Linked DNA regions of Homo sapiens: region 1 is linked to region 2. The links are chromatin contacts, found by Hi-C or POLR2A ChIA-PET in ENCODE. All regions are on one chromosome and are shown on one strand. The core of a region is the stretch at or near the end of the contact, and the rest is flanking DNA. Distances in the headings are between cores, read along the strand shown.

Region 1 (5,268 bases), core at 2,108-4,607, 52 kb before region 2:
CATCATGCCTGGTCAAGATTTATTTTATTTTATTTTTATTTTTTATTTATTTATTTTTTTGAGACAGAGTCTCGCTCTGTTGCCCAGGCTGGAATGCACTGGCATGATCATGGCTCACTGCAGCCTTGACCTCCCGGGCTCAAGTGATTCTTCCACTTCAGCCTCCTGAGTAGCTGGTACTACAGGCTCATGCTGCCATGCCCAGCTAATTTTTCTTTTCTTTTTTTTTTTTTTTTTTTTTTTTGTTAAAGATGGGGTCTCGCTATGTTACCCTGCCTGGTCTTGAACTCCCAGCCTCAAGCCATCCTCCTGCCTTGGCCTCCCAAAGTGCTGGGATTATAGGTATGAGCCACTGCACCCAGTCAGCTAATTCTAATTTGAATTGATAAACTTCTCTATTATATAAACAACCTTAAGAATTAGTGCCTATCCTAGGGTTTAAGTTCTTTACAATTTTAAGGTATGTAACTTTTAACTATTTTGCTTAATCTCTAACTCATTTCTTAAATGTGACAATTTTTTCTTCTCTTTTGTTTGGTCCACATTTTTGCTTAAAAATTAAAGATTTCTTTGTTTTGTTTTGAGACAGGTTCTCGTTCTGTCGCCCATGCTAGAGTACAGTGGCGCAATCTTGGCTCACTGCAACCTCTGCCTCCTGGGTTCAGGCAATTCTCCTGCCTCAGCCACTCGAGTAGCTGGGAATACAGGCATGAGCCACCATGCCCAGCTAATTTTTGTGTTTTTAGTGGAGACGGGGTTTTGCCATGTTGGACAGGGTAGTCTCGAACGCCTGACCTCAAGTGATCTGCCCGCCTCGGCCTCCCAAAGTGCTGGGATTACAGGTGTGAGCCACTGTGTCAGGCCCTAAAAGTTAAAGATTTCTTAACATATTCTATTTGGTTCTGTTTTGTATCATTTAACACTATTTTACTTATACTTTTCAAAGGGTCTGCTAGATATTCTGAATTAGGGAACACTGTTTCAATACTATTTATTTATTTATTTATTTTTGAGACAGAGTTTCACTCTTGTTGCCCAGGCTGGAGTGCAATGGTGCGATCTTGGCTCACTGTAACCTCCGCCTCCAGGGTTCAAGCGATTCTCCTGCCTCAGCCTCCAGAGTAACTGGGATTACAGGTATGCGCCACCACGCCCAACTAATTTTGTATTTTTAGTAGAGACGGGGTTTCTCCATGTTGGTCAAGCTGGTCTGGAACTCCCGGCCTCAGGTGATCTGCCTGCCTCGGCTTCCCAAAGTGCTGGGATTACAGGCGTGAGCCACCACGCTCGGCCTTCAATACTATTTTTAAACTTTCTTTCAACTTATTTTATCCAGGCCTGAAATAAGAGCAAGCAGACCCACACATTCTCTGGTGAACAGGTTTTGGAATCTATTTTGTCATTTTGTAGGATATGAAAGAACAAAAGAAGGGTCCAAGTTATATAATTCTTTTATTTTCTGTGTGAATGTTTTTAACCTTTGAGAATCTGGAACTCAAAATGTTCTTTATGTGAAGTGTACCAAGATTTTGAAACCTATCCAATAGTCCCATAGACAGTTTTTTAAAAAATAAACATAGAAATTGACCCTTCCGGTTTTAAAGCTTAAAATTTAGGTATCCCCCAGACATCTCAGAAAGTATCAAAGAACTTAAACTTACCAGATCACTACATATGAATTTTGGTGTACCACCACTCAGTCCACAGCAAACATTAAACCCTCATAATATCCTTTTAGATATATGTTTATATACGTGTGTGTACTATGTATAACTTTTCCATTTTTTTGCTTTGTTTTTTGTTTTAGAGACAGGGTCTGGCTCTGTTGCCCAGGGTGGAGTGCAATGGCACAATTAGAGCTCACCTAAGCCTCAAACTCCTCAAATGATCCTCCTGCTTCAGTCTCCCCAGTAGCTGGGACTATGGGTGTTGTACCACCATGCCTCGCTAATTTTTATTTTTTACAGAGCCAGGGTCTTGTTACGTTGCCCAGGCTGGTCTTGAACTCCTGGGTTCAAGGGATCCTCTTACTTTGGCCTCCCAAATTTCTGGGATTACAGGCATGAACAAACTGCACCAGGCCACTATGTATAATTTTAAAGGAAAATCGTACCAACTATTTTGTTTGGTAACTTCTATTTTTACTTGAAATATGACTATCTTTGGATGTGAATAGATGCCTTTCAGCAAGTCAATTGTACTTTTTTAGTGTAAGTACATTATTGCATTGGATGTTCAATACTACTAACCAATTTTCTCTCTCTTTTTGTTTGTTTGTTTGTTTGTTTTGAGACGGAGTGTCACTCTTGTTGCCCAGACTGGAGTGCAATGGCGCGATCTCGGCTCACTGCAACCTCCGCCTCCCGGGTTCAAGCAATTCTCGTGCCTCAGGCTCCGGAATTGCTGGGACTACAGGCGCGTGCCACCACACCCGGCTAATTTTTGTATTTTTAGTAGAGACGGGGTTTCACCATGTTGGCCAGGCTGGGCTCAAGTGGTCAAGTGGTCCGCCCTCCTCAGCCTCCTAAAGTGCTAGGATTACAGGCGTGAGCCACCAGTCCCGGCCACCAATTCTCTTTTGTTGATAATTGAGTTGATTTTTTTTTTTCTATTAAAGCTTTGAACATACATCTCTGTGCTCAGGATAAAGTCCTGGAAGTGGAACTGCTGGATCACAAAGGGTGCAAAAGTTTTTGAACAGCCAACAGCCTTCCAGAAAGGCTGTATCAATTATAAACAGCAGCGTATTTGTGTGTCCCTACTTCACCATACCCCTAGCAACTCTATGAATTATTATTATTGTTAATAATTTTTAGCTCATTTGGTAGGTGGGGAAAAAAAGACACCCTGGTGATTAAAACCAACAATTTGTGATATTTAAAATGTGGAACCGAGCTTTCAGCTGCCTCTGGCTCCCTGGAGGATCCGGGGTAAAGAAACATAAAATGGGTGGAGTTTGGCTCTGGTATTCTCAGTGGGATGGGATGGAGAGGGAAATTACAGCAAGCCGCTTATTCTCCCCTCGTCCGGAAAAGGGTGGGAAACGCCATCGTTAGGGCAAAGGAATTAAGAACATTATTTTATGAAAAGGGTAGTTGTTAGGGGGACGTTTTAAGGTTTTTAACTTTAGGCGGACAAGTCACTACAGATCAGCTGAAATTGCTTTCGGTCCTGACTACTCCTGTGCGGGGTTAAGACCTAAGGAAGCAAAAGGGCAGCCAGCAACAGCCGGACGGGAGGACCCCGGCGGCCGCCACGCAGTCCCACAATGCCCCGCTCGCACCACCCTGAGGGCGGAGAGAAAGGACCGCTGCCGGGGATAGGGCTTCCGCCGAGAGCGCCGAGAAGTGCGCACGCGCACTGACCCCGCGGGCCCTAGCAACCAGAGCAGTGACAGTAGCAACCGCCGGAATGGTGAGTACCTTTCGGGCCGCGTAGCCAAAGCTGAGAGAAGATTGGGAGTGGAAAAGGGTGACTGTGGAGTGTTGAGGGTCTGGGGGTCCTTGAACAGCGGAAGGGAGCCGGTAGCTGACGCTAGCTCTGTGGAGTCAGGGGCCCGAGGCGAAAGAGAAGCCCTGGCCGGGGGTGGTCTGTGGTGAGGGCGGCCTGGGGTGGATCGGAGGTTGGGTTAAGGTGGAGGGACTCAGACAGGAGAAAAGGGAGGGCGAAGAGCAGGAAATTCTCTAAAAAGAGCGTATTGGAGTGGGAAGGGTGATGGGAAGGAGAGTGTAGATAAAGATATCTCTTTACATAGAAGTAATTTTAGTGACCCCCCCGTCGAGATGCAGGGAGGGGCTGGTTACCAGAGGGTTCTGTATAACACGGATTGCAGCAGTTTTCGTAACCTGTGATGTACCCAGGTTGCCTTCTGAATGACTACGAGGGCAGTTATTAGGTGACACTGTAAAGCACACTCTGATGGATATATTAGAGCAGTGATTCTCAAATTTCAGTATGCATAGGTATGGGCTTGTTGGAATGCAGATTGTGAATTTTTAATATGATTGGGGGTTTCAGGAATGTGCATTTCGACAACACACCTCAAGTGATTATAAAATTGGAGGGCATCCCACCACACTGAGAAATGCTGTTGCCTTAGGTTTGAAATCTACCAGCTGTCTATCCAATGAGAGCTCTTTATGAAGTAATGGTTTTACCTAGAGATGCTCCTCAACTCTTACTTGATGTGTTCACTCTCTTGCTTACATACTTGGTAGTTCTAACTAGTCGTTTGAAAAGGATTGCAGACCCAGCCAGAGCTATTGAGCAAAGTATGTGATGTCCTACTGGATAGAGATGTTTATGAAGAAGAAGCATAATTACTTGTCTTCTTTTTGTGATTCCAGTGCTATATAAGTGGGCAGAAATTGAGCCCAGGAGATGGAAATGATGAGGAAGTCATGCCTGCCCTCAACAAGATGAAATACCACTCTTTAAAAAGTAGTTTCCCCCCTGCTTTCCTTACTTTGTTCCCCAAGCAGTTAGCTGAAAATCACTGCCAAGGAAAGTTAAAAGTTCTGGAACCTAGGTTTATATTCAGGTGAAGAAAGGCTCAGACCTAAATATTTATGAAAGTATGAACCATGGTGATTGTTGAAAATCTTCAAATAGAGAATCAGAACCAGTACAGTTATAAGTCACTTAATGATGACAGGGATACATTCTAACAAACACATTATTGGCAGTTTTGCCTTGCAAACATCATAGAATATGCTTACAAAAACCAGATGGTGTAGGCTATTGCTCCTAGGCTACAAAGTTTTACAGCATTTTACTATACTGAATACTGTAGGCAGTTGAAACAAGGTATTTGTGTATTTAAACATAGAAAAGCGGCCAGGGTGTGGTGGCTCACACCTGTAATCCCAGAGGCCTGTAATCCCAGCACTTTGTGAGGCCGAGGCGGGCAGATCACCTGAGGTCAGGAGTTCAAGATCCACCTGGCCAACATGGTGAAACTCCGCCTCTACTAAAAATACAAAGATTAGCGGGGCATGGTGGCGAGTGGCTGTAATCCCAGCTACTCAGGAGGCTGAGGCATGAGAATCTCTTGAACCTGGGAGGTGGAGGTTGCAGTGAGCTGAGATCGCACCACTGCACTCCAGCCTGAGCAACAGAGCAAGACCCTGTCTCAAATAAACAAACAAACAAACATAGAAAAGTTACAGTATTACAATCTTATGTAACCACTGTCTTATATGTGGTTGGTTGTTAACTGAAACTTGTTATGCAGCTCATGACTGTATTTAGAACTGGCTTAGTCTGCAA
Region 2 (5,301 bases), core at 2,711-5,210:
AATAGACAAAGCTACATTATGGCCTTTTGGACCATGTATTGACTTCATGTCAATCTGAACAGCCCCTAGAAGAACACCTTAGTCTATTCTAAACCAGTGGGATAGACCAGAACAGAGATGGCCACAGCTGCAAACTTGCCCATTTTTGTTTCTCTTCTGTTGCTCATAAGCAAAACTGAGGGATCTTTTTTTTTTTTTTGAATCGGAGTCTCACGCTGTCACCCAGGCTGGAGTGCAGTGGCGCGATCTCAGCTCGCTGCAGCCTCCACCTCCCAGATTCGAGCAATTCTCTGCCTCAGCCTCCTGAAGAGCTGGGATTACAGGCGTCCGCCACCACGCCTGGCTAATTTTTGTATTTTTAGTAGAGATGGGGTCTTATCATCTTGGCAAGGCTGGTCTTCAACTCCTGACCTCGTGATCCACCCACCTCAGCCTCCCTAAGTGCTGGAATTACAGGTGTGAGCCACCGCGCCCAGCCTAAAGCTGAGGGATGTTAAAAATCTAAAATAAAAAAGACGGACAATACCAAATGCTAGTGAGGATGTGAAGCAACTCTTATACCCTGTAGGATGGTAATGTAACTTGGTATAACCACTTTGGGAAATTGGCGTTATCTACAAAACTCTACACATACATTCCTTGTGACCCAGCAATTTCCCTCCTAACTACATACCCCAAAGAAAAGGGTGTGAATGTTTACCAAAAGACACGTATGAGGATGTTCATAGTAGCAGTATATTAATAGCTAAAAATTATAAACTACTTAAATGTTCATGAACAATAGAATACATAGATAAAATATGGCATAGTCATACAATGGAATATTAAACAGCAGTAAAAATGAATGAATTAAAATTTTACACAACATGGATGAATCATACAAACATAGTGTTGAATAAAAGAAGCCAGACACAGGGTACATACTATATCATTCCTGTGGTCCTATTTGGGAGGCTGAGGCAGGAAGATTGCTTGAGTCTGGGAGTTTGAGGCTGTAATGAGCTGTGATCACACCCCTGCACTCCAGCCTGGGTAATAGAGCAAGACCTTGTCTTTAAAAAGACAAACAAAAAACAAGGAAAATAAGCTATGGTGTTAGATATTAGGATAGAATATATCTTTTGTGGGTATAGTGACTGGCAGGGGGCCTGAGGCAGTTTTGGGGGTTCTGATAATCTTTCTTAAATCTGGGTGCCGGTAACTAGTTTGTGTTCACTTTATGAACATTTATCAATCTGTACGTTATAATTTGTACACTTTGTATGTTGCGCGTCAACAAAAAGTTCACTTGTCCCACAAACAAATGCTCAGGAGTGTACAGAGAGGTCAAACTATGCTCACTGCCGTAAAGAACATGTCCCTCTTGGAAGGCATCACTGAGGAAGAGAGGTACTGGGGTTTGTTCTTCATAAAGGGTAGGATTTAGATGGGAGGAGAGTTGAGGACATTACAAAATGAAGGAACTTTAAGCTGGGCACGGTGGCATGCACCTGTAGATCCAGCTACTTGGGAGGCTGAGGCATGAAGATCCTTTGAGCCCAGGAGTTCAAGTCCAGCCTGGGCAACATAGCAAGCCCTGTCTATAAATAAATAAATAAATAAATAAATAAATAAATAAATAAATAAATAAATAAAGTCTTCAGAGAAGAGAAGAGAAAAGGGAAAGAAAAATGAAGGAACTTTGTTAACCAGTAGGCCAGAGGTAAAAGTGTGCAAGATGAGTTTGGGAGACGATGAACTGATCAGGTTAGCTGGAGTGCAGGGTAAATGGCTGAAGAGTTAAGACTGAATACTCAGCTGGGGTCAGACTGGCTTCAAATGCTAAAGCTCAGATGGGTGGCCGTTGGCCCAGTGAGAGCCAGAGATGTGCTTTGTTTCCTCTACAGTGATTTTTTTTTCAGTGTATCCCCAATGTTCAGCAATTGGGGGAGGTCATATAAAATGACAATTAGAGGAGTTCAGATTTTTGGCAGTACTGTGATTACACATTTTATTGTGGGAAATGAGGAATATTTCTTTATGCTTAACATAGAAAACTTTTTTTTTTTTTTTGAGATGGAGTCTTGCTCTGTCGCCCAGGCTGGAGTGCAATGGCATGATCTTGGTTCACTGCAACCTCCGCCTCCCGGGTTCAAGCGATTCTCCTGCCTCAGCCTTCTGAGTAGATGGGATTACAGGCATGCGCCACAACAGCCAGCCAATTTTGTATTTTTAGTAGAGATGGGGTTTCACCATGTTCGCCAGGCTGGTCTCGAACCCCTGACTTCAAGTGATCCACCCGCCTCGGCCTCCCAAAGTGGTGGGATTACAGGCGTGAGCCACCGCGCCCGGCCCATAGAAAGCTTTTAACATGTACAGAACTTACTTTATTTTTCTACTTGGTACTTGTTGGCTTTTTTTTTTTTTTTTTTTTTTTTTGAGACAGGGTCTTACTCTGCCACCCAGGCTGGAGTGCAGTGGCATAATTACAGCTCACCATAGCCTGGACATCCCAGGCTCAAGTGATCCTCCCACCTCAGCCTCCAAAGTAGTTGAAGACTACAGGCTCACACCACCATGCCTGGCTAATTTTTTTTATTTTTTGTAGAGATGGGGTCTTGCTATGTTGCCCAGGCTGGTCTCCAACTCCTAGGCTTAAGCGCTTCTCTCATCTGGCCTCCCAAAGTGCTGGAATTAGAGGCAGTGAGCCACCATGCCTGGCCATAGGCATTTTTATTTGCGATTTGGCAGTTAGGGGGCTTAATATTCACAAGTATGTATACTAAACCATTTGAGAATTCCCCTGAGAAGCTTTTCAGATAATTTGAAATTAAAGAGATTATTTTGTGAAATTATTTTTATTACGGCACACTTCATAGTATCTCAGAGCTTCTCAGGTTTTTCTTTTTTCTGAGATGGAGTTTTGCTCTTGTCACCCAGGCTGGAGTGCAATGGTATAATCTTGGCTCACTGCAACCTCTGCCTCCCGGGTTCAAGCGATTCTCCTGCCTCAGCCTCCCAAGTAACTGGGATTACAACCGCCCGCCACCATGCCCAGCTAATTTTTGTATTTTTATAGAGACGGGGTTTCACCATGTTGGCCAGGATGGTCTTGAACTCCTGACCTCAGGTGATCCACCCGCCTCAGCCTCCCAAAGTGCTGGGATTACAGGCGTGAGCCACCGTGCCCGGCCAGGAAAATATTTTCATCTAGAATTTTAGCAATTTTTTGAGAATAACCAGTAATAATTTTCTTTTTCATTTTAGGTACTCCAGTAATTAAAGGGGATGAGGAAGAAGACAACTAATGCCACGCTTTCCACTGTGTGTTAACTTATTTAAATGTCATAAGAACAATAGATAAATTTTATATAATTGTCTATTTTAAAGATTCTGTATGGGACAAAAGTTTCTTAAGATAAAACAGATCACTCATTCTCATCTTTTTTTTTCCTTTAACTTATTCAGTGTTTCTCCCCAAAACTGGTAATGCCAACCTTATATATCCTATTTCTCTTTTTAGAAACCACAAATTTTCGATTTTTGTCTTCAGTCTCAGTTACGTACTGTGTAGCCCCATCTACTAAAACAAAACCTTTGTAGACCAGTCATTTTTAATAACAAAGGAACAAATGTTTTTTTCAGTTTGTTCATTTTTTTTAGGTTAGACATTTTAAAAGATGTACATTTGAAAATTCAGAACATTTTTCCTGAAGGTCTGTCTCTGTACAATTCAGAAGCACATGCCTTTAGCTCAGAAGGCAGCATGGTGATGGGAAGAGTTCCTCTTAGAAATACAGCAGGTCCGGAACCAAGACTCCAAAGTTCCATTGGAAAAGATATGGTGAAAAAAGGAAAAAGTAGTATCTCAGAGACCTTCTAGTCTATATTATACTTATTTGTTTTTCCAAAAATGTGCACATTGTCAACTGGAATTTAGGTTGTTTTTATATGCATGGCCACTTGAGTCATTGTGTACAGTCATTCTGTGATCTCAGTTAGTGGTTAAAATGACTGTCATGATCATTTCTTTGACTGATAATGTGGCAATGTTACTCATGTGGACCTCGCCTTAAGCACACATTTTGGTTTTATAGTTCCTTATGTGTTTAAAGCATTAGTTATATTTGAATTCCTAGACTAAATGCTGGCCATTGATGTATGTCAAAATTTACCCTAATTATTTGGTCTGGTGACCCTCATTGTTGGGAAAAGTGACTACCATGGTTATAAGTAAGGGTATAATGAAACTTAGTATTTCAAAATATATTTTTTGAGAAGTTCTAAGTTAAACAGCTCTTAAAATGTATTATGTACGTGGTTGTGGAGGGAAGGGAGATGTTTCATTATGAGATCCCAGGCAAATGGCAATATGTTTGAGGATTGTCTCCTACATAAAGCAGTGTAGGTGATTTAACCTCAAAATTGCAAAGCAATAGTTAGATGCAGAGGTTAGAATTTATCATGTAAACAAAAAATCCTTCAGGAAAATGTAAGACATTGTAGTCAGTAAGCAGATGAGGTCATAGGAGGCCATGGCTGGATCACTATTAGATTGCAGAAAAGAAGTCAGGGGCCCTCTGCCAAATTGTGCCTAAAGTCCCTCAGAGACTGTTGATTCTGGTTTCCCCATCTACTTGTGTGATTTTACTTGCATAAAATCACAGTGAAAGAGGGAAGAATCATCTTTAAAAAGTGATTGCATAAGTAGTCCTGGGTTTCAGAAGATTTCAGCTATCATTTACATAGGAATTACTTGATTTTTCTAAGTTACTCTGATCAAAAGGGACCACTGCTTTGACAATCAACTCTAAATACAAACAAGAGGCCAGGCGTGGTGGCTCATGCCTGTCATCCCAGCACTTTGGGAGGCCGAGGCGGGCGGATCATCTGAGATCAGGAGTTCAAGACCAGCCTGACCAACATGGTGAAACCCCGTCTCTACTAAAAATACAAAAATTAGCCAGTCCTGGTGGTGGGCGCCTGTAGTCCCAACTACTCGGGAGGCTGAGGCAGGAGAATCATTTGAACCCGGGAGGCGGAGGTTGCAGTGAGCCGAGATTGCGCCATTGCACTCCAGCCTGGGCAATAGAGCGAGACTCCATATTTAAAAAAAAAAAAAAAAAAAAAAGAGGAAAACTTGGTCTAACACCCTTTTAGTTTTCTTTTCTCTCTTCTTTTCAATCTGATAGGAAGAAACCTTATTCTACTCTAGCTGGTTTATGCATTCAAAGCCTTTGGACATTTCTTTTATGAACCATAGGCAATGAGCCTTCATTCTCCTTGGTGATGTTTTAAGTTCCATAAACTGAGAGGGAAGAT

Evidence for each region. A loop is a pair of places that touch in the nucleus more often than their neighbours do. ChIA-PET counts read pairs that join two places held with the same protein, here RNA polymerase II (POLR2A). Pooled maps may share reads with other maps.
Region 1: a loop to region 2 is called in a map with no recorded cell type, with 4 times the contacts of the local background. The contact joins the promoter of DNAL1 here to the enhancer-like site in region 2. A Hi-C loop is called at or near these places in 5 of 37 single-sample maps with no recorded cell type and 8 of 50 pooled maps. POLR2A ChIA-PET finds 5 or more read pairs at or near these places in 4 of 52 experiments (GM12878, H1, Panc1 and 1 more).

Annotation. Positions count from the first base shown.
Region 1 is chr14:73,641,629-73,646,896 of GRCh38, forward strand. DNAL1 (dynein axonemal light chain 1) reads left to right here and starts at 3,358. Exons shown (of 8, transcript NM_031427.4): 1 at 3,358-3,414. The coding sequence starts at 3,412.
Region 2 is chr14:73,692,656-73,697,956 of GRCh38, forward strand. DNAL1 (dynein axonemal light chain 1) reads left to right here. Exons shown (of 8, transcript NM_031427.4): 8 at 3,247-5,301. The coding sequence ends at 3,287. Among named protein-coding and RNA genes, the nearest start is that of PNMA1, 19 kb to the right of the region's middle. RefSeq lists an enhancer at 5,275-5,301. Within about 2 kb of position 3,961, at least 4 of the 41 ENCODE cell types and tissues checked have a DNase peak (open chromatin) inside an H3K27ac peak, as active enhancers do; they include GM12878, where a contact is called at or near this core.